Linked DNA regions of Mus musculus: region 2 is linked to region 1. Evidence: chromatin loops called from intact Hi-C (ENCODE). Cell type or tissue: heart. All regions are shown on one strand. Links, peaks and the distances in the headings refer to the core of each region. The heading gives the core; the rest is flanking DNA.

Evidence for each region. Peaks named below come from ENCODE experiments on the same cell type or tissue, not always from the same donor. Only the 100,000 strongest peaks of a DNase experiment are listed, where the experiment ranks them.
Region 2: a loop joins it to region 1, with 5 times the contacts of the local background. A loop is called at or near these places in 6 of 42 quality-filtered maps.

Annotation. Positions count from the first base shown.
Region 1 is chr4:143,805,395-143,821,449 of GRCm38, reverse strand. Pramel26 (PRAME like 26) reads left to right here and starts at 5,357. Exons shown (of 4, transcript NM_001005371.3): 1 at 5,357-5,431; 2 at 8,559-8,869; 3 at 9,392-9,952; 4 at 10,593-11,459. The coding sequence starts at 5,402. The coding sequence ends at 11,175. In heart, for the core only: no CTCF peak of the experiment used is centred there; no DNase peak of the experiment used is centred there.
Region 2 is chr4:144,187,713-144,203,767 of GRCm38, reverse strand. It overlaps Oog2 (oogenesin 2), which reads right to left and starts at 13,051. Exons shown (of 5, transcript NM_198661.3): 1 at 12,979-13,051; 2 at 10,263-10,326; 3 at 9,483-9,793; 4 at 8,399-8,959; 5 at 6,834-7,753. The coding sequence starts at 9,769. The coding sequence ends at 7,171. In heart, for the core only: no CTCF peak of the experiment used is centred there; no DNase peak of the experiment used is centred there.

The DNA.
Region 1 (16,055 bases), core at 3,239-11,238:
AATAGCTGACTGTGAGCATCCGCTTCTGTGTTTGCTAGGCCCCAGCATAGTCTCACAAGAAACAGCTACATCTGGGTTCTTTTCGATAAAATCTTGCTAGTGTATGCAATGGTGTCAGCCTTTGGAAGCTGATTATGGGGTGGATCCCTGGATATCGCAGTCTCTAGATGGTCCATCCTTTGTCACAGCTCCAAACTTTGTCTCTGTAACTCCTTCCATGGGTGTTTTGTTCCCAATTCTAAGGAGGGGCATAGTGTCCACACTTCAGTCTTCATTTTTCTTGAGTTTCATGTGTTTAGCAAATTGAATCTTATATCTTGGGTATCCTAGGTTTTGGGCTAATACCCACTTATCAGTGAGTACATATTGTGTGAGTTCCTTTGTGAATGTGTTACCTCATTCAGGATGATGCCCTCCTGGTCCATCCATTTGGCTAGGAATTTCATAAATTCATTCTTTTTAATAGCTGAGTAGTACTCAATTGTGTAAATGTACCACATTTTCTGTATCCATTCCTCTGTTGAGGAGCATCTGGGTTCTTTCCAGCTTCTGGCTATTATAAATAAGGCTGCTATGAACATAGTGGAGCATGTGTTCTTCTTACCGGTTGGGACATCTTCTGGATATATGCCCAGGAGAGGTATTGCTTGATCCTCCAGTAGTACTATGTCCAATTTTCTGAGGAACCACCAGACTGATTTCCAGAGTGGTTGTACAAGCCTGCAATCCCACCAACAATGGAGGAGTGTTCCTCTTTCTCCACATCCTCGCCAGCATCTGCTGTCACCTGAATTTTTGATCTTAGCCATTCTGACTGGTGTGAGGTGGAATCTCAGGGTTGTTTTGAATTGCATTTCCCTGATGATTAAGGATGTTGAACATTTTTTCAGGTGCTTCTCTGCCATTTGGTATTCCTCAGGTGAGAATTCTTTGTTCAGTTCTGAGCCCCATTTTTTAATGGAGTTATTTGATTTTCTGAAGTCCACCTTCTTGAGTTCTTTATATATGTTGGATATTAGTCCCCTATCTGATTTAGGATAGGTAAAGATCCTTTCCCAATTTGTTGGTGGTCTTTTTGTCTTATTGACAGTGTCTTTTGCCTTTGCATGCTTTTTAAAAGTATTTTACTGAATAAGAGTTAGAAATCTCAGGGCAAGCTACTCCCATATGCAAGAATTTACCATGGCCTAGGAAGAAGGAAGGTTGTGGTCTAAGAAGGAACTAGAGTAAATACTTAGAACTATACATAGCTGAGCCACTACCATACATAGGGATTTACAGTGGCCTAGTGGGAAGGTGGACTATACAATAGACTAGAATTGGAACTATAGCATTGCCCCTGGCTTCTAAAATTAAGCTGACCTTAGGTGGGGCTGCTTTTGATCCCAGTTGTTAACATTGATTTTATCCCAGTTGGTTCCTGTTAGCTTTTAGTACACTGTCATCTGTTTGGTTGTAAAGGTAATTTTGTATCAGATAACGTCAATGTACCTTGGATGGTCTTAATGCATCACTTAACTTCTTTGTTTTCTCTAATATATAAGACTGATGCTCACTTTGACAAAAATTGCATTCAGATACAGCTCACTCCCTTGTGTCCTTGTGTGTTTGTCACCTTTCTCATTGCCAACTCCTGTCCACATGTCTGGAGCCCTGATTTCTCCTGAGGATTGAGGGGGGCCGACTGAGGCTGGTCCACAGCAGGGACTAGTGCCCTCAATCTCAGAAAAACAGAAGCAGAGAACAGCAGATTACTATGACTTCTTATGCCGACTGGTCATCAAAGCATATTGCAGAGAAGCCAAGACTACATAGTAAAACATTGTCTCAACAGAAATATGGAGATAGAGGTTGTGCTAATTGATGATTCATCCTTAACGAGCTTGTCTGCTCTTTCAACTGCCCCTGTATCCCATGCCAGCTTCAATTGTATGGTTAGAGAATTCTATAACACCAGTGACAGTTACCTTTTTCTGGTCTCCACTGGTATTGTGGAGATAGGAAACAAAGGATAAGTGAAGGCAAAACTCTCAAACACATGCAGAAAAAGTTATGTGTTTTCATTTATTTCTTCCTGAGAAATAAATACAGCCTATGGATATGCATGTGATGTAGATAATATCAAATTCTGATATCTAGTTGATATCAACTTCAAGTGGACTCTGATTCAAGTGGTCCTATACCAGCTGTCACTTCTATTTAGGGCATTCCTACTGAATATTTCCTACAAAGAACTGTTTCATAGTCACCAGATAACAACAGTGACCTTGAAGCAATGGAGCCACTAGTCTATATTTTCATAAACATACCAATGATGATCAAGAAGTATGTATTAATTGTTTTGTTACTACTGGTGATGGCTACAAATGGAGTGCAGAGGTTAGCTTGGCAAAATGTTACCAAAACAAAGACAGAAGTCCCAAAAGAATAGTGACAACTCAGGTTTGAACAGAGTAAAGGCTGTAGAAAAGGAAAAAGAAATTTTTCATCTACTAGTGTCCTTTGAATACAAGATGATCTCTGAAGAAATATGGCCCCATAAGCATGTGCTGAGCATGCTGGGGATGGTAGTAGAACACTCAGTGACAGAAAGTGGATGAATGGGGATCTCAAGTCCCATCTGGGACACAGGAGAGAATTTTTGAAAAGCAATTTAAAGTGTAAAAGAAGCAGTAACACTCTCTGCTTTGTTCTATTGAATCTTTCTCTGAGATGTTGAGTCGTTCAAAGGACCAAATTGAAATTCCAAGTCATATCAGCTCACAATCATCTAAAACTACATACCCACAGGGTTCTACTACTTTAGCTTCTGGAATTTCCATCTATGTTAACCTTTCTCATTAAAGACACACACATACACATATTTAAATATGAGAAAAAATTAAAGTGTGACAAATGACCTTATCACCCCCAAAATTGAAAATTGAATGAATATATATATATTTATTTATATTTATATTTGTATTCATAAAATTGAATGAATATATATATATTCATTTACATTTATATTTATATTCATAAAATTGAATGAATATATACTCAAATATATATATATATATATATATATATACACATATATATATGATTTATGTCTAGCATACTGGAGTGATCATGTGATTAAATATTCACAAATGCTTTTCATTTAAAAGGTTTTTTTTTCTTATTTTGGCTAACTTGGTTTTGGCCTTCTTTGTTTCTTTCCTTTTTTAAATTTTTTTTATTTGTTAGTGTAGTGCTGGCTGTACTTGAAATTGCTCTGCAGAAAATGCTGGCCTGAAACTCAGAGATCTCCCTGCATCACCTCCTTACTGAAGTAGAGACTTGTAGTTTCTTTGGAAATTTAGTTATAACATATGATGTTTTCCTGGGGTATACAGCTGAAAGGATGCCTCAGACAAGAAAGACTGTTTTCCTGAAGCAGACACAGGTGAAAGGATGCTTCAAAATACTGGACAAGTAAAGGATGCTTGATAAAGGAGTAAATATGGCCACACAGATAGTTGGAGACCAGCAGTGCGCTTTGGTTTGTATTGCTCTAGCCCACTACTTTTCACTAACTGCACCCATGTACTGGTTTGATTTGAGCTAGACTTGTGATAATGCTGCTATTAAGATTAACTTGTCAAGAACAACTTGTGAATTTCCTATGACAGCTTGCCGCTTCTGTGGCGTCTCCTGAATCCAATTGGCAACCCTAATGGATTCTACAGGATTGAATACAGCTGCAGATTCCTGCCTAATGTCTTCCTTCTGAGAGGACTGGACTGGAGCTGATTGTTGCTGTACCTTGGGCTGCCTTTAGTTTCTGTGTATCCAGGAGCTCAGGACGTCATTCAGCACACCTATCCACAGGGACATGACTGAGTCAGAAAAGGTCTGATAAAGCACTAAGTTGCCATATATTCATGCATTGTCCTAGGAACTGTAAATCTTCCCCATTCCAGAAACCACCAGAAAGCCAGAGTCCCTGATCTGCAATGCAGGAGAACTCATGGTACCTTGTTGTATTCTCTAGGGGTCTCAAGTCCAAACACTCAGCAATCTCAGTATATAGAGGCTCTCATACGGAACCGAGATATAATTAACTTTTTTCTCACGAGGTAACAAAACATGTTCCTCTGAATCTCATTTCCCGTTAGAAAGGTTATTCAGGAGAAAGCAATGTGACCAGCCTCTTGTCATGGCAAAATGACACTGATTATCTATTAAGGCCCTCAAAAGAGGCAACACTACTGTCATATGCCTAACAACATAGGTTCTGCCTTCCACAGATTGAGTCTGCCAAGGACAGACTGAGGAGAATCTGTGAAATATATGGCATTACTCTTTAATTTGAAGTTATTATAATATCCTGTGTGGCAGTGGGCTTTATTATACTAAATTAGAAAATAAGGTAGGTCTGTGAACTGGTGACCACCTGGCTGCAGATCCAGGCTGTGTCTGAAATTTAAAAGTGATCCAAGACATTCAAATTTTCTCTATGCAGTTCTGGAGCCATGTAACGACATAAGACTACCCTGAGAGACTGTGAATCTGAGATAGAAATGCCACTGAATCCTTCACCTTGTATTGCTTTCCCTCCTGCCCTTTCTCCTCTCATATCCTTTCTGTGGAAGCTGTGGAATTTCCACACTGAGACAGAATACTCTACACTTCAAGACAAGTCTGGGCTGTATGGTGAACTCAGTATCAGAAATCAAAGAAGAAGTCTTCCAAACCAAATGAATGTTGAGAATAACAACTTGGTCTTTTCCATCTCATTTTCCATGAAGTGCTGGAGAATGGAGGAGGAAACCCAGGAATCACTGAGCTGAGACTGGGACAAGGATGAGAGTTTATGTGGGATGCAAGAGACCTTCTTGCACCATGTTGATCTTGTACGGCCATTGCTGTGGTTTCCTGCCATGCCCTGAATCCTGTCCATGCTGATACTCACAGGCCTCAGACTAGCATGCTATGAATAGTGTGGGCAAAAACTAGAAATTCATGTCCTGGGTGTTGACCTCAATATATAGTGAGTATGAGTTTGGATAAGAGCTATATGCTTGGAGTCTAACCATGGTTTTGAATTCTGAGATCCACCTGTCTCTGCTTTATTTGTTCATCATAATTGCTGTGATGACAGGCATGATGCAAACTACTTTGCTTCAATAGACCAGTTCTTGACTCTGTCTGGCCTAAGAATCTTCCTGTGTATGGATCTGATTCAATGTACCTACACCATCCAAATCTGAAAATGAGCAAGAGGGTAGAGACTCAACTATTGATCCAGAGGCTTCTTTTGACTCAGAGGGTGTGGCTACAAAGGGATGGTTCAGCTGAAAACTATATAAAGAGTCAAAGCAGGCATAGAAACGATCAGTTTTTGAAACCGGGAGTTGCAGCTTTCCCCTGCCTGAATATGATGATGTGTAACCATTGTCCAGATCAAGTAAGTCCCTCAGCTCCATAAGGATGCTTATCTCACACAACCTAGTCTAGCCTTGTCCTCACTTGAAATTTGCTCATATAATGCATTACTTGGTTCTTTTTTAAAATGAGTTCCCTCTAAGAAAGTTTGCCTGACCTGTATCCTAGGTATTTTGTACTCTTTGACTTATATCTACTTAACAATAGGTACATGACATGCATGATATTTTGGGTCTGCATTACCTCACTCAGGATGGTATTTTCTAGTTCTGTCCAATTGCCATCAAATTTTTTGATGTCCTCATTTTTTGTTACCTGGATTGTTTTCCATTGTGTAAATGAACTATATTTTCTGTATCCACTCTTCAATTGAGCGCTATCTACATTGTTTCTAGCCAGCACGTGGCTATTACAAATAAGGCTGTTATGAACATAGAGGAGCAAGTGTCCTTGTGGTATGATGGGGTGTAATCTGGGTATAAAACCAGGAGTGATATAGCTGGTTTGTCAGGTAAAAGTGTATCCAGTTTTCAAAGAAACAACTAGATTGATTTCCAGAGTGGTTGCATCTGTTTGCAATCCCACCAGAAATGGAGGAGTGTTTTCTTCCTGCACATCCTTACGGTCATGCACAGTCAATGGAGATTTTTTTTATCTTAGCCATTCTGATTGTTGCAAGGTGGAATCTTAAGGTCATTTTGATTTGTGTTTCCCTTTGAACATTTCTTTAAGTGCCTCCTGTTCATTCAAGGTTTTTTTCTAGGTTTGAATTAGGGGAAGGGTTGAAGAAGCTGAAGGGGAGGGTGACCAAATAGTGATTCTACCAATCTCAACAACCTGGATGCCTGGGAGCTCCCAGAGACTGCGCATACACAGGCTTGTGTAAAGCACCAAGTCCATGTATAGCAGAGGACTGCCTGGTCTAGCTTCAGAGGGAAAGACTTGAGGACCTCAAGAAGGCAGATGCTGGAAGGGTTGGTGGGGGAAGGAAAGCACCCTATTGGAGGAAAGGGGGAGTAGAAATTATATTAGGAACTATGGAAGGGGCAGTGCCTGGAATGTAAACTAAAAAGAAAAAAAATTGCTGGGCTTTAAAATAACAAAGATTCTCCTACCACAAACACCTGAGGGCTGCTTACCCAGAATATCCAAGTGTGTTCTCAATTACATCTGATTATTAATTAGGTCATAGTGGTTTCTGTAGGATATTTTAGTTTTGTTTTTTGTTTTTTGAGACAATCTCATTAAGAATGTCAGGGTGACCTTCAATTCTAGGCACTCTTGGCCGAGTGTCAGATGTAAGTTACTCGAGTGTCTTGAGTACTGATGTTTATGTCACTTTAAGCCTGGTATTATTTGGTGGGCTTTTAATCCCAGCAACAGGAAGGCAGAGGGAGGCTGTGAGTATCAAAATATCCAGATATTATATATGTCTTTTAGAAAGGCAAAACAAGGGGATAGAGAGATGGCTCAGTGTTTAAGAACATTGAGTGTACTTAAAAAGGTACTGTGCTCAATTCCCAGTAATTACATGGTTGCTCAAAACCGTTCATGATGGGCTCTGTTGCCCTCTTCAGGAGTGTCTGAGGACAGGGACAGTGTACTCATATATATTAAATAAATAAACAAACCAATAGATACATCACTAAATAAATAATGAAAAACTAGCAAACAAACACAAAATACCAAAAAAGAAATGGTATTTGCATCTGCTCAGTAATAGTCTCTTATTTAGTGAACTCAGAATGTCCTCAAATTTGGAGGAAGAAAGCCGTATATACATTCATACGAATGTTTGTATATATAGTATATGTACATCTATATGTATATATGTGTGTGTGTGTGTATAAAAGACATTATATCACAATCACAGTCTCACTCCCTCCTCTCCTCCTGTACTCATACTTGACTCCAACAGGAAGGGGTGTGTAGTCTCTAAGTTGGGTGGCAGCCTAATTTAAATAGTAAGTTTCAAAGAACTGTGGGTAAGATCATGTATCAATGAAGCAAAACAAAACAAACCAACAAACAAAAGCAAGCAAGGCATTTCTATATGCTGAAGGATACATGGCCTATTCTTTATAGGGAACCTATCATGTGTTTGAAAATTCAGGAAGAAGCTAGCATGTTTTTATTAAGTATTCAATGAAAAATCTTATTATAACCTAAACTTAAAATTTATGCCCTCTTTTCATTTATTTTTTGGCTGTCCTTTTGTTTCTGCAGGTCTTAGGCTAGATTTCCTAGTACAGTTGAAGTAACCAATTATGTTATTGAACTAATGAGTCTCCTGACTTTAGCATGTGAATTGTAATCTAAACCTAATAGCCTCTTCTTTAAGGATGCTTTATAAAGAGTTAGAGACCATGTTAATGGCTACTGAAGGATTACTGACTTTAGTGTTTTACCACTCTATTTAGCTTTGTAGTTTGCAGACCTCAAGCTTGGAACTTTGTGAACACCTTCTCCAAATGATTTGTATGGTCACAATCAAAGATTGATGTCAATAACTAATTATGGGAATGTCAAAGGTGCTGTGACTTATTCCATGCAGGGTAGCTGGATAAATAGAGATTGTAGTTAACTTGTAAATTGATTTTCTTTCTTTTCTTTGAGGGACAGTAGAGCTAAACACAGTCTCTTCATCATCCAACACCTGACTGAGGCTTCAGAGTTTCTGGTGATCCCTTCCCAGTGGGATGTATTCACCCCAGCTGTGGCTACAATTGGATGTGTTCTTTGGGAACTAGGATATTTTGGAGATACATCTTAATGCAAGAAAGAAGTATAGCTTTAAAAACAGCACAGGCCAGATCAAACAGTTCTGGATTAGACATATTATGGTGGCACAGACTGAGTAGTGATGGAACACACATGTAATCTCAGCACTTGGCAGGCACAGGCAGGCAGTTCTCTGTGGAGTCCAGGCCAGTGTGTTCTATAAGTAAGTTTCAGGACAGCCAAGGATATAGGTAGTTGTGTAAAGACATTATCTCAAAGAACAAAGAAAAAACAACTGAGTGTACTCAAATTGGTAAACCGAGTATTCCATCTTCATCACTAGTGATCCAAGCCCCATATTTACCTGTCTGGGATAAAAGACTTGCTAAATTTCTTGTCATTAATGATATTTTTCCTGGCTTCCCTAGCATGACTCTTTAGAAGAAGACAGAATGAATTTCTACTCGCCACCCACTCTGATGGAGCTAGCAATACAGCGTCTACTGAGGGATGAGTACTTGGCCATTTCTGCTCTCAAGGACCTGCCCAATATGATGTTCCCAGTGATGTTTAAGGAGGCATTTATTGATGGACGTACAAAGATCTTGACCGCCATGATACCTGTGTGGCCCTTCCCATACCTTTCTGTAGGAACGATGCTGAAGAACCTCAACTTAGACACTTTGAAGGCTGTTCTTGAGGGGATAGATATACTGATTTCAAAACCAGTTCTTTCCAGGTAGGGAGGATCACTTGGGGTTGGTGGAAGTTTACCTGAGTGCTGAGAATGAACAATTAGGGACAGAGAATATTTGGACAATTGTGGATCAGAGGCTTCTGATTTCAATTTTTTCTTCACTCCATATTCAGGATTATTCTTCACTGTATGTAGAGGGTTAGAGGGGTACAGAGGCTTGAGAACAGTCTTGGCTATCTGGGCAAATAATGGATAATGCAGAAGACAGAAAAGAATAGGCAAACTCAGTGAGGAATGGACATTTTCCTGCATCCCAAAAAGGTTCAAGTGAAATGAAAATGGAATTAAAGGGCTTGGAATGAAGGGAAGTATGACAGGGCTAAAGATGGCCTTTGTGCAAAGAATATTATTAATTTACTCAGTGTGAGGCTCATGGTTTCATTCTAGGCACAGGAATAAGCAAAGTTTTGGAAGAAAAAGCTGAAGTGTGAAATGTGAAAGGTAATCAAACGATCAAATGTGTTGTCCTTTACCTTCTCAGAATTATACTCATTTCTCCCACAGTAGGTGCAAGCTCAGAGAGATCACTTTGAGCCATGATTTGGTTGTGGTATGGGCTGGATCCCATGAAGTCGAAGGCTTACCAGAGTTCATGGAACAGGAGAAGCCAGTTGAGAATAGTCCTGGCTATGGGACAAAGAACAAATTGAAAGTGACAACAGAACTCCAATTCATGGAGGGCCACCTTGATGAATGTTCCACTTACTTGTTGCAGTGGGCCTACCAGAGAGAAGATTCCATTCATCTACACTGTAGAAAGCTGAAAATTTATGGCTTAACCAAAGCCACAGTCATAGAAATGTTCAAAATTGTACATGCAGAATATATAGAAGATCTGGAACTATCTTGTCTTTGCCTAGAAGATTTGGATTTTCTTAATCCCTACCTGAAACAGATGAGCAATCTACTCTCACTCACACTAGATGAGATCATATATACCCTCAATATAGATGATTATAGAAATATTAATGAGGAAAAAGTGATTACAGTGATTTCTCATCTTCCTACATTCCACCATCTCCAGGAACTCTATGTACATGGTGTCATTTTTATAGAATGTCTCAGGTAAGGAAGGATTGAAAGAGTCCAATAGACAAGAGAAGACACCTCTCTTCTCTTTGCTTTTCTATTTTCTAGTTGTTTTTCTTTTGCTTTGTTTTACAATCTTGGTAGTCCACGATGGTCTGGTCACCATAAACCTAGCAGTAATAGAGACATAGCATATATGAGCAAATGAACTATGTGATAAGATATATATGGCCGGATATAAGCGTGGTTCTTATTGTTCATGTTTAGAGCTCAGAAATAGGTTGAGTAGATGAGAAATATGTAACACTGAGGTTCATGGTGAAGAAAGGATCATGGACCTTGGAGGCACAAAACCTCTGAGAACTTTTAAAAATAGCAATAGGAAGTTGTTTAATTTTATTTGAGTTAGGTATTTCTTCCTACATACACCAAGTTGGCCTGATATATCCATTGGTGTGCTTTCTTGCCAGGTCCTGAATCATGTTGCTATAGACAGGACTCAGACTAGAATGATCTGAGTTGTGTGAACAGACAACAGAAGGCAATGTCCTGGGTGGGGTTTGACTTCAATGTATTGACAGACTGAGTCTGTGAGAAGTGTCATCTGCTTGTCTGCAAATCTATCAACCGTGATTGTCACAATTTTCCAGAAAGCAATCATTTCTTCTCTTTCCAGGTGCCTAAGGAAGCCCTTGGAGGTACTTTCGTTCACTGACTGTGACCTCTCACAGTCAGACTTGGATTACCTCCCCTATTGCCTGAATATTTTTGAGCTCAGATCTCTCCACCTGACTGATGTACGTTTAAGTAATTTACTTCTTGAGCCCCTTGGGTTTCTCCTTGAGAGAGTTAGACATACCCTGAAATCCCTGCAATTAATGTCATGTGAAATGGGGGAAACTCACTTCAATGCCCTGCTGCCTGCCCTAAGTCAATGTTACCAGCTCACAGTAGTTAATTTCTATGGTAATGAACTCTCTCTGCTTTTCCTGAAAAAACTTCTACACCACACAGCCAAGCTTAGCCAGCTAGCTGATGAGCTGTACCCTGCCCCTCAGGAGTGCTATGATAACAGGGATGTAGTACTATCACACAGATTAGAACATTTTTGTTCTGAGCTCCTGGATATACTCAGGGCCATAAGAGAGCCCAAGAAAGTCACCTTTGGTACAATCAAATGCTCCAAGTGTGGTGGGTCCTATGTTTATGATCTGGAGACCCAATGTTGCTTTTTTGAAAAGAACCCTCCCTGGGCTTGATTTTGGAAGAGAAAAATGGTAGCATACTATTGGGAATTGATATCCTAAGTGAATGTCCCTTGCTGGAAGGAGCATAGATGTGTCAACCACCTAAATGTCTGAGACACACTGAAAAGAAAGGAATGTCCTCAGAGCTGGTAAAGAGTATTGCATCTATAAAAGATGTTAAGCACTATTTTATTCTCTAGGATTATTGTAGTTTGTGTGTGTTACAATACAGGCATCCTTGCATGAAAATGTTGTTCCCGTCTGTTGACTGCATACAATAAATGTGTTGACTTTCTGGGGTGCTGGTATGTCTCTATCAGAGCACAGAGCCTAATCATTCCCAGGATCTATAGCTCTGTCTTGTTTCTTCATTCCTCATAATCATAATTAGTTCAACCTCAGATATGTGCAGCTTCTTGAATCTCAGGAACAGTTCTCATGAATTGGACCCAAAGCACAGGGCTTCACAAAGTGTTCAACATTTGGGAAACAGATTTGTATGTAGTACATTCAGATAACAAGTGACTTAGATATGGAGAAAAATGGGGTGAACAGGGTTTTTCAAAAGTCAAGAAAATGAGGACCAAGTGAATACCAAGCAGGCATAAGTCAGGAACTATTTTCTCCTATTTGTCATTTGCGGGAAGATATTATATGCAACATATGAACAATCAGAGACCTGATATCAAAATGAGAAGGACATGATGATGTGACCTTAAGCTATCTAATGCTTTATTCTTCCAGAACAGTTTATATGTTGTATAAGAAGAGTTTCTAACACCATCCCCTGATTTCCTGTGACTGGTTCTCTTGGGGGTCTCCAAAACTTCATGTGTAGTACAGCTTCTTTAAGATAATGAGGTGATTAAACAGCAGGCTGCTAAGATTTCTCTATGGAACGTATCTCAATCTCCTTACTCACTTTAGTTCATCTCTTTAACATCCAGGCTGGCCACTGGACCTGTACCTAATTCCATGGAGCTCTGCCTCACTTGCTTGTTATGGGGCTTATTGTTCTCTGTAGAGTCCCTGGTGAGCTGAGATTAAATATGTGCACATCCACGAGAGGCAATTTTCTTTTTTAAAGAAAATGTACCAAGATTTTCTTCATGAGAGTCTATGAATAGCCTTACACAATTTAAAACTGTGAGTTTTTGGGAAGGATGCCCATAGAGAATGAAAGATGTTTCTGGCTAGAGTTAGGAATGAACAATAATGTAGGTATACTCAGAGTCAGCCCAAAACACCATCAGACCATGTTCTCAGCACAAAGGAGATCTATGTGCTTCAGAGGGACAAAGGCCAAGGGATAAAAGACAATGACAGGAGATAGAAGACAAAGTAGAGGGGAAGAGAACAAGGGAGAGGGTAAAGTGGTATTCGTGTTTGGGGACATGGCAGGATCAAAGGACTACCTCTGGATAGAAAGAGAATACCTAGCCTATAGGTCAAAGGCATGTTATAGAGGTGAAAGGTAAACCCCATGTGAGCATAAAGTATTTAATTTTAATTGGAGTAGGTAATTACATAAGCCAAAAGAGACTTTTCATTGCTAGACTTGAAAGCTTAGTCTTGGTAGTGACTCTCAAGAAGAGGAAATATTCAAATAAAGGAAGGGACTTTGGGGTCTACCTTGAGAAATGAAATATAATGGTTTTTTAGGAAGGCACAAGGATAGGGAATAAGGACCAGGCCTGCCAGGACCATGTTTGCTGTTGTCAGGCTGGCAATGGTCACATCACTGGGGCAGAGGATTTGAGAAAGTAGGAGTTTCAAATTAATCTGCATATCAAGACCATGCATCAAAAATTATTCAAAAAAACAAAAAAATCTAACCCCAGAACAAACTACATACATAGCACCTCACTCAATTTACTAGTACATGACTAAATAAATAAGACTCTGCTGTGGGAAATAATACACTGAATGGGCGTCCAGAATTTCATGCTTGTGTGAATTCTTTAGCTTTCACAAAGAGAACTGCAACAATAAAGATAATGAAAATAGTCCCTGACAACATCTGTTTTGGACACAAGCAACCAATCAGAAGGCAAGTTTTGGTTTTAAGGTGGAACAAAGAGGGAGAACAGTGAGGGTTTAATGAGCCTGGTTCTCATTTTTCATACACATTGCACTGTGTTAAAACCTAAGATACTATGAGTGAGTTTTTTGTAAAATTTTACTACTTTCCATAGAGAGATGGGTGCAGAGGATTTATTTTTACAGAAATAATGTGAAATACTGTAAAAATTAGGTTGAGAGTACTTTATACATACAGGGAAGAAAAGGAAGTTATTTTCCATTATGAAACACACATGAATGTTTAGGTATAAGGTGAACAGAAAGAAAGATTTATGTCAAAAAAGACAAGAAAAAAGAATGAAAATTGATCAGAAGGATTTGAAACTGTCTTACATTCTAGGAGGGGTAGCACATGCCATTAGTTCCATTATTGTTCAGGAAGAAGCATGGAGATTTCAGTGGGTTGGGAGTCAGCCTAATCTAAGTAGTGAGTTCTGGCCAGGGATATTTCAGTGAGGTCTTTTCTGAAATGACAGCAGCAATAACAACAACAACAACAAATACAAAACACTGCAATTACAATCAAAACCATGTCTTCATCCAGTTCTTCTTAAAAGTCTGAACTTATGCTCTTCTGTCCCATCTCCTTTCTAATGATTCTAGATCTGATGGAGCACCCCAGTGGAGGAAGGTGATCTACAGGCAGTGAGGGCTGATTGGGAGAAACTAAACCCAGGACCCGGCAGTGAGTCTCATATTCTCTCCTTCCAGAGTCTTCTCTGATTCTGAAGCAGTGAGACACCTGTCCCTCATAAATCTCCCTTCCAGATCTACCTGCAAAGTTAAAACTGCCAGTTTATTGGATGCCTGAGTCCTACCAAATAATACATATATTTCATTTACTGTCTAAATGGATGATGTTCCCTCTATGAAATACCAAGTACCTGAGAATTGCTTGAACTTCCAGAGCCCAATTATTAAATCCCTGCACAACACTGGTTTATTTTACTTACTTAGTTGCTACTTTGTTTCTTAGTCTTAGATGTATCTTTGAGACAAAGTCCATTTTTTAGGCTTAGATCGATTTCAAGTCTCCGGAATTCTCCTACCTCAGCCTTTTTCCTGCGAGGACGACAGTTTAGAATAAACCCACCAGGCTGAGTTCTATTTGCCTGTGTCCCACATAATTCTGAGTGTAAGGCAAGTTGGTGTTACTTTATCTTTGATAGTAGGGACATCCACAGCAAACCTCCTGGAAAACATCTTCAGAGAACCTTGTAGAAACATCTTGTTGCAACAGTGAAATCTGTTCTGAAATATAGAATACCTAATTGGGAGCTCTGTCCGTCATCTGCTATGTTAGTGACTGAAAAGTTTGAGACAGGAGGATGGCTTACATCTATTAATACTAGGCAATGGTTCTAAATATGTAGCAAAGAAGGAAGAGTTTTTCAAAAACAATTATAAGCTCAAGGGTCACTTTCTCCAAATTGGATATGTTTAAATATGCCTGTCAACCCAGAAAAGAACTGAAGTGAGTAGTAGACAGTGATAATTTCCATAGAGAACATCCTCTTCTCTGCAACCTGCTGTGAGTTAACTCAGTACCTTAAAGAAGCTGCACTACACATGAACGTTGGAAGTCCCATGGGAAGGAACTGTCAGAGGGAACTAGATGACATTATTAGGACTATTTCTCTGTCTACAAAGTGAAGTTCTTCTTAACCAACATATAAACGGTTCTGGAAGTATAAGAATTAAGCACCTTAAGGTCACATAATGTACTTCTCATTTTGATATCAGGTCTCTGAGTATTAAAATGTTGCAATTATTGTCTTCCAGCACAGGTTAAATACAGAGATATAGTTCCTGAAGTGTGCCTGTCTTGGTATTCACTTGGTCTCATTTTCTTTATTTTTTTTAATTAGGTAATTTCTTCATTTACCTTTCCAATGCTGTGCCAGAAGCCCCCATACCACTCCCACTCTCCTACCCTCCCACTCCCACTTCTTGGCCCTGGCAGTCCCCTGTACTGAGGCATAAATAGTTTGCAAGACCAATGGGCCTCTCTTTCCAATGATGGCCAACTAGGCCATCTTCTGATACATATCCAGCTAGAGACATAAGCTCCAGGGAATACTGGCTACTTCATATTGTTGTTCCACCTATAGGGTTACAGATCTCTTTAGCTCCTTGGGTACTTTCTCTAGCTCCTCCATTGGGGGCCCTGTGATCCATCCAATACCTGACTGTGAGCATCCACTTCTGTGTTTGCTAGGCCCCGGCATAGTCTCACAAGAGACAGCTATATCAGGGTCCTTTCTTCTAGTGTATGCAACGCTGTCAGCGTTTGGAGGCTGATGATGGGCCAGGTATGGCAGTATCTAGATGGCCCATCCTTTTGTTTCAGCTCCAAACTTTGTCTCTGTAACTCCTGTTATGGGTGTTTTGTTCCCAATTCTAAGAAGGGGCAAAGTGTCCAAACTTTGGTCTTTGTTCTTCTTGATTTTCATGTGTTTTGCAAATTGTATATTGTATCTTGGGTGTTCTAAGTTTCTGGACTAATATCCACTTATCAGTGAATACATATCATGTGAGTTCTTTGTGATTGGGCTACCTCACTCAGGATGATATCCTCCCGTTCCATCCATTTGCCTAGGAATTTCATAAATTCATTCATTTAACAACTGAGTAGTACGCCATTGTGTAAATGTACCATATTTTCTGTATCCATTCCTGTGTTGAGGGGCATCTGGGTTCTTTCCAGCTTCTGGCTATTATAAATAAGGCTGCTATGATCATAGTGGAGCATATTTCCATTTTACCAGTTGGAACATCTTCTGGATATATGCCCAGGAGAGGTATTGCAG
Region 2 (16,055 bases), core at 5,260-13,259, 380 kb before region 1:
AATTCTTTTCATGAAGCCACAATTACTCGGATACCTGAACGACAGAAAGACCCAACAAAGATAGAGACTTCAGACCAATTTCCCTTATGAATATTGATGCAAAAATACTCAATAAAATTACTGCTAATCGAATCCAAGAACACATCAAAACAATCATCCATCCTGACCAAGTAAATTTAATTCCAATGATTCAGGGATGGTTTAACATATGGAAATCCATCAATGTAATACACTATATAAACAAACTCAAAGACAAAAACCACATGATCATCTCCTTAGATGCAGAGAAAGCATTTGACAATATCCAACACCCATTCATGATAAAAGTATTGGAAAGATCAGGAATTCAAGGCCCATACTTAAACATGATAAAGCAATATACAGCAAACCAGTAGCCAACATCAAAGTAAATGGTGAGAAGCTGGAAGCAATCCCACTAAAATCAAGGACAAGACAAGGCTGCCCATTTTCTCCATACCTATTCAACATAGTACTTGAAGTCCTAGCCAGAGCAATTCGACAACAAAAGGAGATCAAGGGGATACAAATTGGAAAGGAAGAAGTCAAAATATTACTATTTGCACATGATTTGATATTATATATAAGTGCCCCTAAAATTTCCACCAGAGAACTCCTAAACCTGATAAACAACTTCAATGAAGTAGCTGGATATAAAATTATCACAAACAAATCAATGGGCTTTCTCTACATGAAGGATAAACAGGCTGAAAAAGAAATTAGAGAAACAACACCCTTTGAAATAGTCACACATAATATAAAATACCTTGGTGTGACTCTAACAAAGGAAGTGAAAGATCTATATGATAAGAGCTTCAAGTCTCTGAAGAAAGAAATTAAAGAAGATCTCAGAAGATGGAAAGATCTCCCATGCTCATGTATTGGCAGGATGAATATTGTCGCATCCCACTTGACCAGCAAGAAAGACACAACCACCAGGTTCTTCTTAAAGCAGTTTACTCAGGCAGCTTCTCTTTAAAAATCCCCAGCCTCCCTGGTTACAAGTGTTTTTCTCCACTCCAGCCACAACCTCCCCCCTACCAATCACCACAGGTCACATCACCTCACCAGGCAGGCTTGCTCAGCCAATCAGGGATTAAGGGCGGGCCATCCACCAAACATGGGCTTGTTTACTACCTGGAGCAGATTTCTGCCCGGCTGGCCAGGAAGTCCGTAATTGCTCCCCACACAATATAATAAAAATGGCTATCTTGCCAAAAGCTATCTACAGATTCAATGCAAAATTCCAAATTAATTCTCCAATGAATTAGAAAGAGCAATCTGCAAATTCATCTGGAATAACAAAAAAACCTAGGATAGCAAAAACTGTTTTCCAGGGTAAAAGAACCTCTTGTGGAATCACCATGCCTGACCTAAAGCTGTACTACAGAGTAATTGTGATTAAAAACTGCATGGTACTGTTGTAGCAACAGACAAGTAGATCAATGGGATAGAATTGAAGACCCATAAATGAACCCACACACCTATGGTCACTTGATCTTTGACAAGGGAGCTAAAACCATCCAGTAGAAAAAAGACAGCATTTTCAACAAATGGTGCTGACACAACTGGCAGTTATCATGTAGAAGAATGCAAATTGATCCATTACTATCTCCTTGTACTAAGGTCAAATCTAAGTGGATCAAGGAACTCCACATAAAACCAGAGACAGTGAAACTTATAGAGGACAAAGTGGGGAAAAGCCTCGACGATATGGGCACAGGGGACAAATTCCTGAATAGAACAGCAATGGTTTGTGCTGTAAGATTGAGAATCAACAAATGGGACCTCATAAAATTGCAAAGCTTCTGTAAGGCAAAAGACACCATCAATGAGACAAAAAGGCCACCAACAGACTGGGAAAGGATGTTTACCTATCCTAAATCAGATAGGGGACTAATATTCAATATATATAGAACTCAAGAAGGTGACTCAAGAAAATCAAATAACCCCATTAATAAATGGGGCTCAGAGCTAAACAAAGAATTCTCACCTGAGGAATACTGAATGGCTGAGAAGCACCTGAAAAAATGTTCACCACCTTCAAACATCAGGGAAATGCAAATCAAAAGAACCCTGAGATTCCACCTCACTCCAGTCAGAATGCTAAGGATCAAAAATTCAGGTGACAGCAGATACTGGAGAGGATGTGGGGAAAGATGAACACTCCTCCATTGTTGATGGGATTGCAAGCTTGTACAACCCCTCTGGAAATCAGTCTGGCAGTACCTCCGAAAATTGGACATAGTACTACAGGAGGATCCTGCAATACCTCTCCTGGGCATATATCCAGAAGTCATTCCAACTGGTAAAAAGGATATATGCTCCACTATGTTCATAGCAGCCTTATTTATAATAGCCAGAAGCTGGAAAGAACCCAGATGCCCCTCAAAACAGGAATGGATACAGAAAATATGGTACATTTACACAATGGAGTACTACTCAGCTGTTAAAAAGAATGAATTTATGAAATTCCTAGGCAAATGGATGGAACGGAAGGGCATCATCCTGAGTGAGGTAACCCAATCACAAAGAACTCACATGATATGTACTCACTGATAAGTGGATATTAGTCCAGAAACTTAGAACACCCAAGATACAATATACAATTTGCAAAACACATGAAAATCAAGAAGAACGAAGACCAAAGTGTGGACACTTTGCCCCTTCTTAGAATTGGGAACAAAACACCCATGGAAGGAGTTACAGAGACAAAGTTTGGAGCTGAAATGAAAGGATGGGCCATCTAGATACTGCCATACCCGGGGATACATCCCATAATCAGCCTCCAAACGCTGACACTTTTGCATACACTAGAAGAAAGGACGGTGATATAGCTGTCTCTTGTGAGACTATGTCGGGGCCTAGCAAACGCAGAAGTGGATGCTCACAGTCAGCTATTGGATGGATCACAGGGCCCCCAATGGAGGAGCTAGAGAAAGTACCCAAGGAGCTAAAGGGATCTGTAACCCTATAGGTGGAACAACAATATGAACTAACCAGTATTCCCCGGAGCTCATGTCTCTAGCTGGATATGTATCAGAAGATGGCCTAGTTGGCCATCATTGGAAAGAGAGGCCCATTGGTCTTGCAAACTATTCATGCCTCAGTACAGTTGAATGCCAGGGCCAAGAAGTATGAGTAGGAGGGTAGGGGAGTGGGAGTGGTATGGGGGCTTTTGGCACAGCATTGGAAAGGTAAATGAAGAAATTACCTAATTAAAAAAATAAAGAAAATGAGACCAAGTGAATACCAAGGCAGCCACACTTCAGGAACTATATCTCTGTATTTAACCTATGCTGGAAGACAATAATTGCAACATTTTAATACTCAGAGACCTGATATAAAAATGAGAAGTACATTATGTGACCTTAAGGTACTTACTTCTTATACTTCCAGAACCATTTATATGTTGGTTAAGAAGAACTTCACTTTGTAGGCAGAGAAATAGTCCTAATGCCATCTAGTTCCCTCTGACAGTTTCTCACATGGGACTTCCAACGTTCATGTGTAGTGCAGCTTCTTTAAGGTATTGAGTTAACTCACAGCAGGTTGCAGAGAAGTGGATGTTCTCTATGGAAATTATCACAGTCTACTACTCACTTCAGTTCTTTTCTGGGTTGACAGGCATATTTAAACATATCCAATTTGGAGAAAGTGACCCTTGAGCTTATAATTGTTTTTGAAAAATTCTTCCTACTCTGCTACATATTTAGAACCATTGCCTAGTATTAATGGACGTAAGCCATCCTCCTGTCTCAAACTTTTCCGTCACTAACATAGCAGATGACGGACAGAGCTCCCAACTTAGGTATTCTATATTTCAGAACAGATTTCACTGTTGTAACAAGATGTTTCTATAAGGTTCTGTGAAGATGTTTTCCAATGAAGTTTGGTTTGGATATCCCTACTATCAAAGATAAAGTAACACCAACTTGCCTTACACTCAGAATTAGGTGGGACAAAGGCAAATAGAACTCAGCCTGGTGGGTTAGATCTAAACTGTCTTCCTAGTAGGAAGGCTGAGGTAGGAGGATTCCTGAGAGTTGAAATCAATCTAAGCCTTAAAAATGGACTTTGTCTCAAAGATACATCTAAGACTACAAAACAAAGTAGCAACTAAGTAAGTAAAATAAACCAGTGTTGTGCAGAGATTTAATAATTGGGCTCTGGAAGTTCAAGCAATTCTCAGGTATTTGGTATTTCATAGAGGGAACATCATCCCTTTAGACAGTAAATGAAATATATGTATTATGTGGTAGGACTCAGGTATCCAATAAACTGGCAGTTTTAACTTTGCAGGTAGATCTGGGAGGGAGATTTGTGAGGGACAGGTGTCTCACTGCTTCAGAATCAGAGAAGACTCTGAGAGGAGAGAATATGAGACTCACTGCCTAGTCCTGGGTTTAGTTTCTTCCAATCAGCCCTCACTGCCTGTAGATCACCTTCCTCCACTGGGGTGCTCCATCAGATCTAGAATCATTAGAAAGGAGATGGGACAGAAGAGCATAAGTTCAGTCTTTTTAGAAGAACTGGATGAAGACATGGTTTTGATTGTAATTGCAGTGTTTTGTATTTTTTGTTGTTGTTGTTATTGCTGCTGTCATTTCAGAAAAGACCTCACTGAAATATCCCTGGCCAGAACTCACTGCTTAGATTAGGCTGACTCCCAACCCACTGAAATCTCCATGCTTCTTCCTGAACAATAACGGAACTAATGGCATGTGCTACCCCACCTAGAATGTAAGACAGTTTCAAATCCTTCTGATCAATTTTTATTCTTTTTTCTTGTCTTTTTTGACATAGGTCTTTATTTCTGTTCACCTTATACATAAACATCCATGTGTGTTTCATAATGGAAAATAACTTCCTTTTCTTTCCTGTATGTATAAAGTACTCTCAACCTAATTTTTACAGTATTTCACATTATTTCTGTAAAAATAAATCCTCTGCACCCATCTCTCTATGGAAAGTAGTAATATTTTACAAAAACCTCACTCATAGTATCTTAGGTTTTAACACAGTGCAATTTATATGAAAACTGAGAACCAGGCTCATTAAACCCTCACTGCTCTCCCTCTTTGTTCCAACTTAAAACCAAAACTTGCCTTCTGATTGGTTGCTTGTGTCCAAAACAAATGTTGTCTGGGACTATTTTCATTATCTTCATTGTTGGAGTTCCCTTTGTGAAAGCTAAAGAATTCACACAAGCATGAAATTCTGGAGGCCCATTCAGTGTATTATTTCCCACAGCAGAGTCTTATTTATTTAGTCATGTACTAGTAAATTGAGTGAGGTGCTATATATGTAGTTTGTTCTGGGGTTAGATTTTTGTGTTTTTGTTTTTGACTAATTTTTGATACATGATCTTGATATGCAGATTAATTTGAAACTCCTACTTTCTCAAATCCTCTGCCTCAGTGATGTGACCATTGCCAGCCTGACAACAGCAAACATGGTCCTGGCAGACCTGGTCCTTATTCCCCATCCTTGTGCCTTCCTAAAAACCATTATATTTCAGTTATAAAAGTAGACCCCAACGTCCCTTCCTTTATTTGGATATTTCCTCTTCTTGAGAGTCACTACCAAGACTAAGCTTTCAAGTCTAGCAATGAAAAGTCTCTTTTGACTTATGTAATTACCCACTCCAATTAAAATTAAATACCTTATGCTCACATGGGGTTTACCTTTAACCTCTATAACATGCCTTTGACCTATAGGCTAGGTATTCTCTTTCTATCCAGAGGTAGTCCTTTGATCCTGCCATGTCCCCAAACACGAATACCACTTTACCCTCTCCCTTGTTCTCTTCCTCTCTGCTTTGTCTTCTATCTCCTGTCATTGTCTTTTATCCCTTCGCCTTTGTCCCTCTGAAGCACATAGATCTCTTTTGTGCTGAGAACTTGGTCTGATGGTGTTTTGGGCTGACTCTGAGTATACCTACATTATTGTTCATTCCTAACTCCAGCCAGAAACATCTTTCATTCTCTATGGGCATCCTTCCAGAAAACTCAGTTTTAAATTGTGTAAGGCTATTCATAGACTCTCATGAAGAAAATCTTGGTACATTTTCTTTAAAAAAAGAAAATTGCCTCTCATGGATATGCACATATTTAATCTCAGCTCACCAGGGACTCTACAGAGAACAATAATCCCCATAACAAGCAAGTGAGGCAGAGCTCCATGGAATTAGGTACAGGTCCAGTGGCTAGCCTGGATGTTAAAGAGATGAACTAAAGTGAGTAAGGAGATTGAGATACGTTCCATAGAGAAATCTTAGCAGCCTGCTGTTTAATCACCTCAGTATCTTTAAGAAGCTGTACTACACATGAAGTTTTGGAGACCCCCAAGAGAACCAGTCACAGGGAATCAGGGGATGGTGTTAGAAACTCTTCTTATACAACATATAAACTGTCCTGGAAGAATAAAGCATTAGATCATTTAAGGCCACATCATCATGTCCTTCTCATTTTGATATCAGGTCTCTGATTGTTCATATGTTGTATATAATATCTTCCCGCAAATGACAAATAGGAGAAAATAGTTCCTGACTTATGCCTGCTTGGTATTCACTTGGTCTTCATTTTCTTGACTTTTGAAAAACCCTGTTCCTTCACCCCATTTTTCTCCATATCTAAGTCACTTGTTATCTGAATGTACTACATACAAATCTGTTTCCCAAATGTTGAACACTTTGTGAAGCCCTGTGCTTTGGGTCCAATTCATGAGAACTGTTCCTGAGATTCAAGAAGCTACACATATCTGAGGTTGAACTAATTATGGTTATGAGGAATGAAGAAACAAGACAGAGCTATAGATGCTGGGAATGATTAGGCTCTGTGCTCTGATTGAGACATACCAGCACCCCAGAAAGTCAACACATTTATTGTATGCAGTCAACAGATGGGAACAACATTTTCATGCAAGGATGCCTGTATTGTAACACACACAAACTACAATAATCCTAGAGAATAAAATAGTGCTTAACATCTTTTGTAGATGCAATACTCTTCACCAGCTCTGAGGACAATTATTTCTTTTCAATGTGTCTCAGAAAATTAGGTGGTTGACACATCTATGTTCCTTCCAGCAAGGGACATTCACTTAGGATATCAATTCCCAATAGTACGCTACCATTTCTCTCTTCCAAAATCAAGCCCAGGGAGGGTTCTTTTCAAAAAAGCAACATTGGGTCTCCAGATCATAAACATAGGACCCACCACACTTGGAGCATTTGATTGTACCAAAGGTGACTTTCTTGGGCTCTCTTATGGCCCTGAGTATATCCAGGAGCTCAGAACAAAAATTTTCTAATCTGTGTGATAGTACTACATCCCTATTATCATAGCACTCCTGAGGGGCAGGGTATAGCTCATCAGCTAGCTGGCTAAGCTTAGCTGTGTGGTGTAGAAGTTTTTTCAGGAAAAGCAGAGAGAGTTCATTACCATAGAAATTAACTACTGTGAGCTGGTAACATTGACTTAGGGCAGGCAGCAGGGCATTGAAGTGAGTTTCCCCCATTTCACATGACATTAATTGCAGGGATTTCAGGGTATGTCTAACTCTCTCAAGGAGAAACCCAAGGGGCTCAAGAAGTAAATTACTTAAACGTACATCAGTCAGGTGGAGAGATCTGAGCTCAAAAATATTCAGGCAATAGGGGAGGTAATCCAAGTCTGACTGTGAGAGGTCACAGTCAGTGAACGAAAGTACTTCCAAGGGCTTCTTCAGGCACCTGGGGAGAGAAGAAATGGTTGCTTTCTGGAAAATTGTGACAATCAGGGTTGATAGATTGGCAGACAAGCAGATGACACTTCTCTCAGTCTCAGTCTGACAATACATTGAGGTCAAACCCCACCCAGGACATTGCCTTCTGTTGTCTGTTCACACAACTCAGATCATTCTAGTCTGAGGCCTGTCCATAGCAACATGATTCAGGACCTGGCAAGAAAGCACACCAATGGATATATCAGGCCAACTTGGTGTATGTAGGAAGAAATACCTAACCCAAATAAAATTTAACAACTTCCTATTGCTATTTTTAAAAGTTCTCAGAGGTTTTGTGCCTCCAAGGTCCATGATCCTTTCTTCGCCATGAACCTCAGTGTTACATATTTCTCATCTACTCAACCTATTTCTGAGCTCTAAACATGAGCAATAAGAACCATGCTTATATCCGGCCATATATATCTTATCACATAGTTCATTTGCTCATATATGCTATGTCTCTATTACTGCTAGGTTTATAGTGACCAGACCATCATGGACTACCAAAACTGTAAAACAAAACAAAACAAAAGAAAAACAACTAGAAAATAGAAAAGGAAAGAGAAGAGAGGTGTTTTCTCTTGTCTATTGGACTCTTTCAATCCTTCCTTACCTGAGACATTCTATAAAAATGACACCATGTACATAGAGTTCCTGGAGATGGTGGAATGTAGGAAGATGAGAAATCACTGTAATCACTTTTTCCTCATTAAGATTTCTATAATCATCTATATTGAGGGTATATATGATCTCATCTAGTGTGAGTGAGAGTAGATTGCTCATCTGTTTCAGATAGGGATTAAGAAAATCCAAATATTCTAGGCAAAGACAAGATAGTTCCAGATCTTCTATATATTCTGCATGTACAATTTTGAACATTTCTATGACTGCGGCTTTGGTTAAGCCATAAATTTTCAGCTTTCTACAGTGTAGATGAATGGAATCTTCTCTCTGGTAGGCCCACTGCAACAAGTAAGTGGAACATTCATCAAGGTGGCCCTCCATGAATTGGAGTTCTGTTGTCACTTTCAATTTGTTCTTTGTCCCATAGCCAGGACTATTCTCAACTGGCTTCTCCTGTTCCATGAACTCTGGTAAGCCTTCAACTTCATGGGATCCAGCCCATACCACAACCAAATCATGGCTCAAAGTGATCTCTCTGAGTTTGCACCTACTGTGGTAGAAACGAGTATAATTTTGAGAAGGTAAGGGACAACACATTTTATCGTTTGATTACCTCTTACATTTCACACTTCAGCTTTTTGTTCCAAAACTTTGCTTATTCCTGTGCCTCGAATGAAACCATGAGCCCCACACTGAGTAAATTAATAACATTCTTTGCACAAAGGGCATCTTTAGCCCTGTCATAGTTACCTTCATTGCAAGCCCTTTAATTCCATTTTCATTTCACTTGAATCTTTTTGGGATGCAGGAAAAGGTCCATTCCTCACTGAGTTTGCCTATTCTTTTCTGTCTTCCGCATTATCCATCATTTGCCCAGATAGCCAAGACTGAGCTCAAGCCTTTGTACCCCTCTAACCCTCTACATCCAGTGAAGAATAATCCTGAATATGGAGTGAAGAAAAAATTGAAGATCAGAAGCCTCTGATCCACAATTTTCCAAATATTCTCTGTCCCTAATTGTTCATTCTCAGCACTCAGGTAAACTTTCACCAACCCCAGGTGATCCTGCCTACCTGGAAAAAACTGGTTTTGAAATCAGTATATCTATCTCCTCAAGAACAGCCTTCAAAGTGTCTAAGTTGAGGTTCTTTAGCATCGTTCCTACAGAAAGGTATGGGAAGGGCCACACAGGTATCATGGCAGTCAAGATCTTTGTATGTCCATCAATAAATGCCTCCTTAAACATCACTGGGAACATCATATTGGGCAGGTCCTTGAGAGCAGAAATGGCCAAGTACTCATCCCTCAGTAGACACTGTCTTGCTAGCTCCATCAGAGTGGGTGGCGAATAGAAATTCATTGTGTCTTCTTCTAAAGAGTCATGCTAGGGAAGCCAGGAAAAATATCATTAATGACAAGAAACTTAGCAAGTCTTTTATCCCAGACAGGTAAATATGGGGCTTGGATCACTACTGATGAAGATGGAATACCCAGTTTACCAATTTGAGTACACTCAGTTGTTTTTTGTTTGTTCTTTGAGATAATGTCTTTACATAACTACCTATATCCTTGGCTGTCCTGAAACTTACTTATAGACCACACTGGCCTGAACTCCACAGAGAACTGCCTGCCTGTGCCTGCCAAGTGCTGAGATTACATGTGTGTTCCATCACTGCTCAGTCTGTGCCACCATAATATGTCTAATCCAGAACTGCTTGATCTGGCCTGTGCTGGTTTTAAAGCTATGCTTCTTTCTTGCATTATGATGTATCTCCAAAATATCCTAGTTCCCAAAGAACACATCCAATTGTAGCCACAGCTGGGGTGAATACATCCCACTGGGAAGGGATCACCAGAAACTCTGAAGCCTCAGTCAGGTGTTGGATGATGAAGAGACTGTGTTTAATTCTCCAGTCCCTCAAAGAAAAGAAAGAAAATAAATTTACAAGTTAACTACAATCTCTATTTATCCAGCTACCCTGCATGGAATAAGTCACAGCATCTTTGACATTCCCATAATTAGTTATTGACATCAATCTTTGATTATGACCATACAAATCATTTGGAGAAGGTGTTCACAAAGTTCCAAGCTTGAGGTCTAAATAGAGTGGTTAAAGAAACACTAAAGTCAGTAATCCTTCAGTAGCCATTAACATGGTCTCTAACTCTTTATATAGCATCCTTAAAGAAGAGACTATGAGTTTGAGATTATAATTCACATGCTAAAGTCAAGAGACTCATTAGTTCAATAACATGATTGGTTACTTCAACAATACTAGGAAATCTAGCCTAAGACCTGCAGAAACAAAAGGAGGGCCAAAAAATATATGAAAAGGGGGCATAAATTTTAAGTTTAAGTTATAACAAGATTTTTCATTGAATACTTAATAAAAACATGCTAGCTTCTTCCTGAATTTTCAAACACATGATAGGTTCCTTGTAAAGAATAGGCCATGTATCCTTCAGCATATAGAAATACCTTGCTTGCTTTTGTTTATTGGTTTGTTTTGTTTTGCTTCATTGATACATGATCTTACCCAAAGTTCTTTGAAACTTACTATATAAATTAGGCTGCCACCCAACTTAGAGACTACACACCCCTTCCTGTTGGAGTCAAGTATGAGTACAGGAGGAGAGGAGGAAGTGAGACTGTGATTGTGATATAGTGTCTTTTATACACACACACACACACACATACACACACACACACATATATACATATAGATGTACATATACAATATATACAAACATTCATATGAATGTATATACGGCTTTCTTCCTCCAAATTTGAGGACATTCTGAATTCACTAAATAAGAGACTATTAGTGAGCAGATGCAAATACCATTTCTTTTTTGTATTTTGTGTTTGTTTGCTAGTTTTTCATTATTTATTTAGTGATGTATCCATTTATTTATTTATTTATTTATTTATTTATTTATTTATTTATTTATTTAATATATATGAGTACACTGTCCCTGTCCTCAGACACTCCTGAAGAGGGCACCAGAGCACATCATGAACGGTTTTGAGCCACCATGTAATTACTGGGAATTGAACACAGTACCTCTTTAAGTACACTCAGTGTTCTTAAACACTGAGCCATCTCTCTAGCCCCTTGTTTTGCCTTTCTAAAAGACATATATAATATCTGGATATTTTGATACTCACAGCCTCTCTCTGCCTTGCTGTTGCTGGGATTAAAAGCCCACCAAATAATACCAGGCTTAAAGCGACATAAACATCAGTACTCAAGACACTCGAGTAACTTACATCTGACACTCCGGCCAAAAGTGCCTAGAATTGAAGGTCACCCTGACATTCTTAGTGAGATTGTCTCAAGAAACAAAAAACAAAACTAAATAAAACTAAAATATCCTACAGAAACCATTATGACCTAATTAATAATCAGATGTAATTGAGAACACACTTGGATATTCTGGTTAAGCAGCCCTCAGGTGTTTGTGGTAGGAGAATCTTTGTTATTTTAAAGCCCAGCAATTTTTTTCTTTTTAGTTTACATTCCAGCCACTGCCCCTCCCATAGTTCCTAATATAATTTCTACTCCCCCTTTCCTCCAATAGGGTGCTTTCCTTCCCCCACCAACCCTTCCAGCATCTGCCTTCTCGAGGTCCTCAAGTCTTTCCCACTAAAGCTAGACCAGGCAGTCCTCTGCTATACATGGACTGGGTGCTTTAGACAAGCCTGTGTATGCTGCCAGGAAAGGGGCTCAGTCTCTGGGAGCTCCCAGGCATCCAGGTTGTTGAGATTGGTAGAATCACTATTTGGTCGCCCTCCCCTTCAGCTTCTTCAACCCTTCCCCTAATTCAAACCTAGAAAAAAACCTTGAATGAACAGGAGGCACTTAAAGAAATGTTCAAAGGGAAACACAAATCAAAATGACCTTAAGATTCCACCTTGCAACAATCAGAATGGCTAAGATTAAAAAAAAAATCTCCATTGACTGCACAAGATGGTAAGGATGTGCAGGAAGAAAAAACTCCTCCATTTCTGGGATTGCAAACAGATGCAACCACTCTGGAAATCAATCTAGTTGTTTCTTTGAAAACTGGATAAACTTTTACCTGACAAACCAGCTATATCACTCCAGGTTTTATACCCAGATTACACCCCATCATACCACAAGGACACTTGCTATGTTCATAACAGCCTTATTCGTAATAGCCACGTGCTGGCTAGAAACAATGTAGATAGCGCTCGATTGAAGAGTGGATACAGAAAATATAGTTCATTTACACAATGGAAAACAATCCAGGTAACAAAAAATGAGGACATCAAAAAATTTGATGGCAATTGGACAGAACTAGAAAATACCATCCTGAGTGAGGTAATGCAGATCCAAAATCCCATGCATGTCATGTACCTATTGTTAAGTGATATAAGTCAAAGAGTACAAAATACCCAGGATACAGGTCAGGCAAACTTTCTTAGAGGGAACTCATTTTAAAAAAGAACCACCAAGTAATGCATTAAATGAGCAAATTTCAAGTGAGGACAAGGCTAGACTAGGTTGTGTGAGATAAGCATCCTTATGGAGCTGAGGGACTTACTTGATCTGGACAATGGTTACACATCACCATATTCAGGCAGGGGAAAGCTGCAACTCCTGGTTTCAAAAACTGATCGTTTCTATGCCTGCTTTGACTCTTTATATAGTTTTCAGCTGAACCATCCCTTTGTAGCCACACCCTTGGAGTCAAATGAAGCCTCTGGATCAATAGTTGAGTCTCTACCCACTTGCTCATTTTCAGATTTGGATGGTGTAGGTAAATTGAATCAGATCCATACAGAGGAAGATTCTTAGGCCAGGCAGAGAGTCAACAACTGGTCTATTGAAGCAAAGTAGCTTGCATCATGCCCTTCATCACAGCAATAATGATGAACAAAAAAGCATAGACAGGTGGATCTCAGAATTCAAAACCATGGTTAGACTCCAAGCATATAGCTCTTATCCAAACTCATGCTCACTATATATTGAGGTCAACACCCAGGACATGAATTTCTAGTTTCTGCCCACACTATTCATAGCATGCTAGTCTGAGGCCTGTGAGTATCAGCATGGACAGGATTCAGGGCATGGCAGGAAACCACAGCAATGGCTGTATAAGATCAACATGGGGCAAGAAGGTCTCTTGCATCCCACACAAACTCTCATCCTTGTCCCAGTCTCAGCTCAGTGATTCCCATGTTTCCTCCTCCATTCTCCAGCACTTCATGAAAAATGAAATGGAAAAGACCAAGTTGGTATTCTAACTCTTCTCTACTGTGTAGGATTTCCCAACATTCATTTGGTTTGGATGACTTCTTCTTTGATTTCTGACACTGAGTTCACCACATAGCTCAGACTTGTCTTGAAGTGTATTCTGTCTCAATGTGGAAATTCCACAGCTACCACAGAAAGAATGTGAGAGGAGAAAGGGCAGGAGGGAAAGAAATACAAGCTGAAGGATTTAGTGGCATGTCTATCTCAGATTCACAGTCTCTCAGGGTAGTCTTATGTCGTTACATGGCTCCAGAGCTGCTTAGAGAAAATTTGAATGTCTTGGATCACTTTTAAATTTTAGACACAGCCTGGATCTACAGCCAGGTGGTCACCAGTTCACAGACCTACCTGATTTTCTAATTTAGTATAATAAAGCCCACTGCCACACAGGATATTATAATAACTTCAAATTAAAGAGTAATGCAATACATTTCACAGATTCTCCTCAGTCTGTCCTTGGCAGACTCAATCTGTGGAAAGCAGAACCTATGTTGTTGGGCATATGACAGTAGTGCTGCCTCTTTTGAGGGCCTTAATAGATAATCAGTGTCATTTTGCCATGTCAAGAGGCTGCTCACATTGCTTTCTCCTGAATAACCTTTCTAAAGGGAAATGAGATTCAGAGGAACATGTTTTGTTACCTCCTGAGACAAAGGTTAATTTTATCTGGGTTCCTTGTGAGAGCCTCTATATACTGAGACTGCTGAGTGGACTTGAGATCCCTAGAGAATACAACAGGGTACCATGAGTTCTCCTGCATTGCAGATCAGGGACTCTGGCCCTCTGGTGGTTTCTGGAATGGGGAGGATTTACAGTTCCTAGGACAATGCATGAATATTTGGAAACTTAGTGCTTTATCAGACCTTTTCTGACTCAGTCATGTCCCTGTGGACAGGTGTGCTGAATGACGTCCTGAGCTCCTGGATACACAGAAACTAAAGGCAGCCCAGGTACAGCAACAATCAGCTCCAGTCCAGTCCTCTCAGAAGGGAGATATTAGGCAGGAATCTGCAGCTGTATTCAATCCTGTAGAATCCATTAGGGTTGCCAATTGGATTCAGGAGACGCCACAGAAGTGGCAAGCTGTCATAGGAAATTCACAAGTTGTTCTTGACAAGTTAATCTTAATAGCAGCATTATTACAAGTCTAGCTCAAATCAAACCAATACATGGGTGCAGTTAGTGAAAAGTAGTGGGCTAGAGCAATACAAACCAAAGCGCACTGCTGGTCTCCAACTATCTGTGTGGCCATATTTACTCCTTTATCAAGCATCCTTTACTTGTCCAGTATATTGAAGCATCCTTTCACCTGTGTCTGCTTCAGGAAAACAGTCTTTCTTCTCTGAGGCATCCTTTCAGCTATATACCCCAGGGAAAAATCATTTGTTATAACTAACTTTCCAAAGAAACTAAAGTCTCTACTTCAGTAAGGAGGTGATGCAGAGAGATCTCTGAGTTTCAGGCCAGCATATTCTGCAGAGCAATTTCAAGTACAGCCAGCACTACACTAACAAATTAAAATTAAAAAAAAAGGAAAGAAACGAAACGAAAGAAGACCAAAATCCAAGTTAGCCAAAATAAGAAAAAAAATACCTTTTAAATGAAAAGCATTTGTGAATATTTAATCACATGATCACTCCAGTATGCTAGACATAAATTATATATATACATATATATTTGAGTATATATATATATATTCATTCAATTTTATAAATACAAATATAAATATAAATGAATATATATATATACACATATATATATTCTTTCAATTTTGGGGGTGATAAGGTCATTTGTCACACTTTAATTTTTTTGTCATATTTAAACATGTGTTTGTGTGTGTCTTTAATGAGAAAGGTTAACATAGATGAAAATTCCAGAAGCCAAAGTAGTAGAACCCTGTGGGTCTGTAGTTTTAGATGATTGTGAGCTGATACGACTTGGAATTTCAGTTGGGTCCTTTGAAAGACTCAACATCTCAGAGAAAGACTCAATAGAACAAAGCAGAGAGTGTTCCTGCTTCTTTTACACTTTTAATTACTTTTCAAAAATTCTCTCCTGTGTCCCAGATGGGACTTGAGATCCTCATTCACCCACGTTCTCTCACTGAGTGCTGTACTACCATCCCCAGCATGCTTAGCACACGCTTATGGGGCCATATTTCTTCAGAGATCATCTTGTATTCAAAGGACACTAGTAGATGACAAATGTCTCTTTCCTTTTCTACAGCCTTTACTCTGTGAAATAAAACCTGAGTTGTCACTATTCTTTTGGGATTAAAGTCTTTGTTTTGTAACATTTTGCCAAGCTGACCTCTGCACTCCTTTTGTAGCCATCACCAGTAGCAATAAAACAATTAATACATAC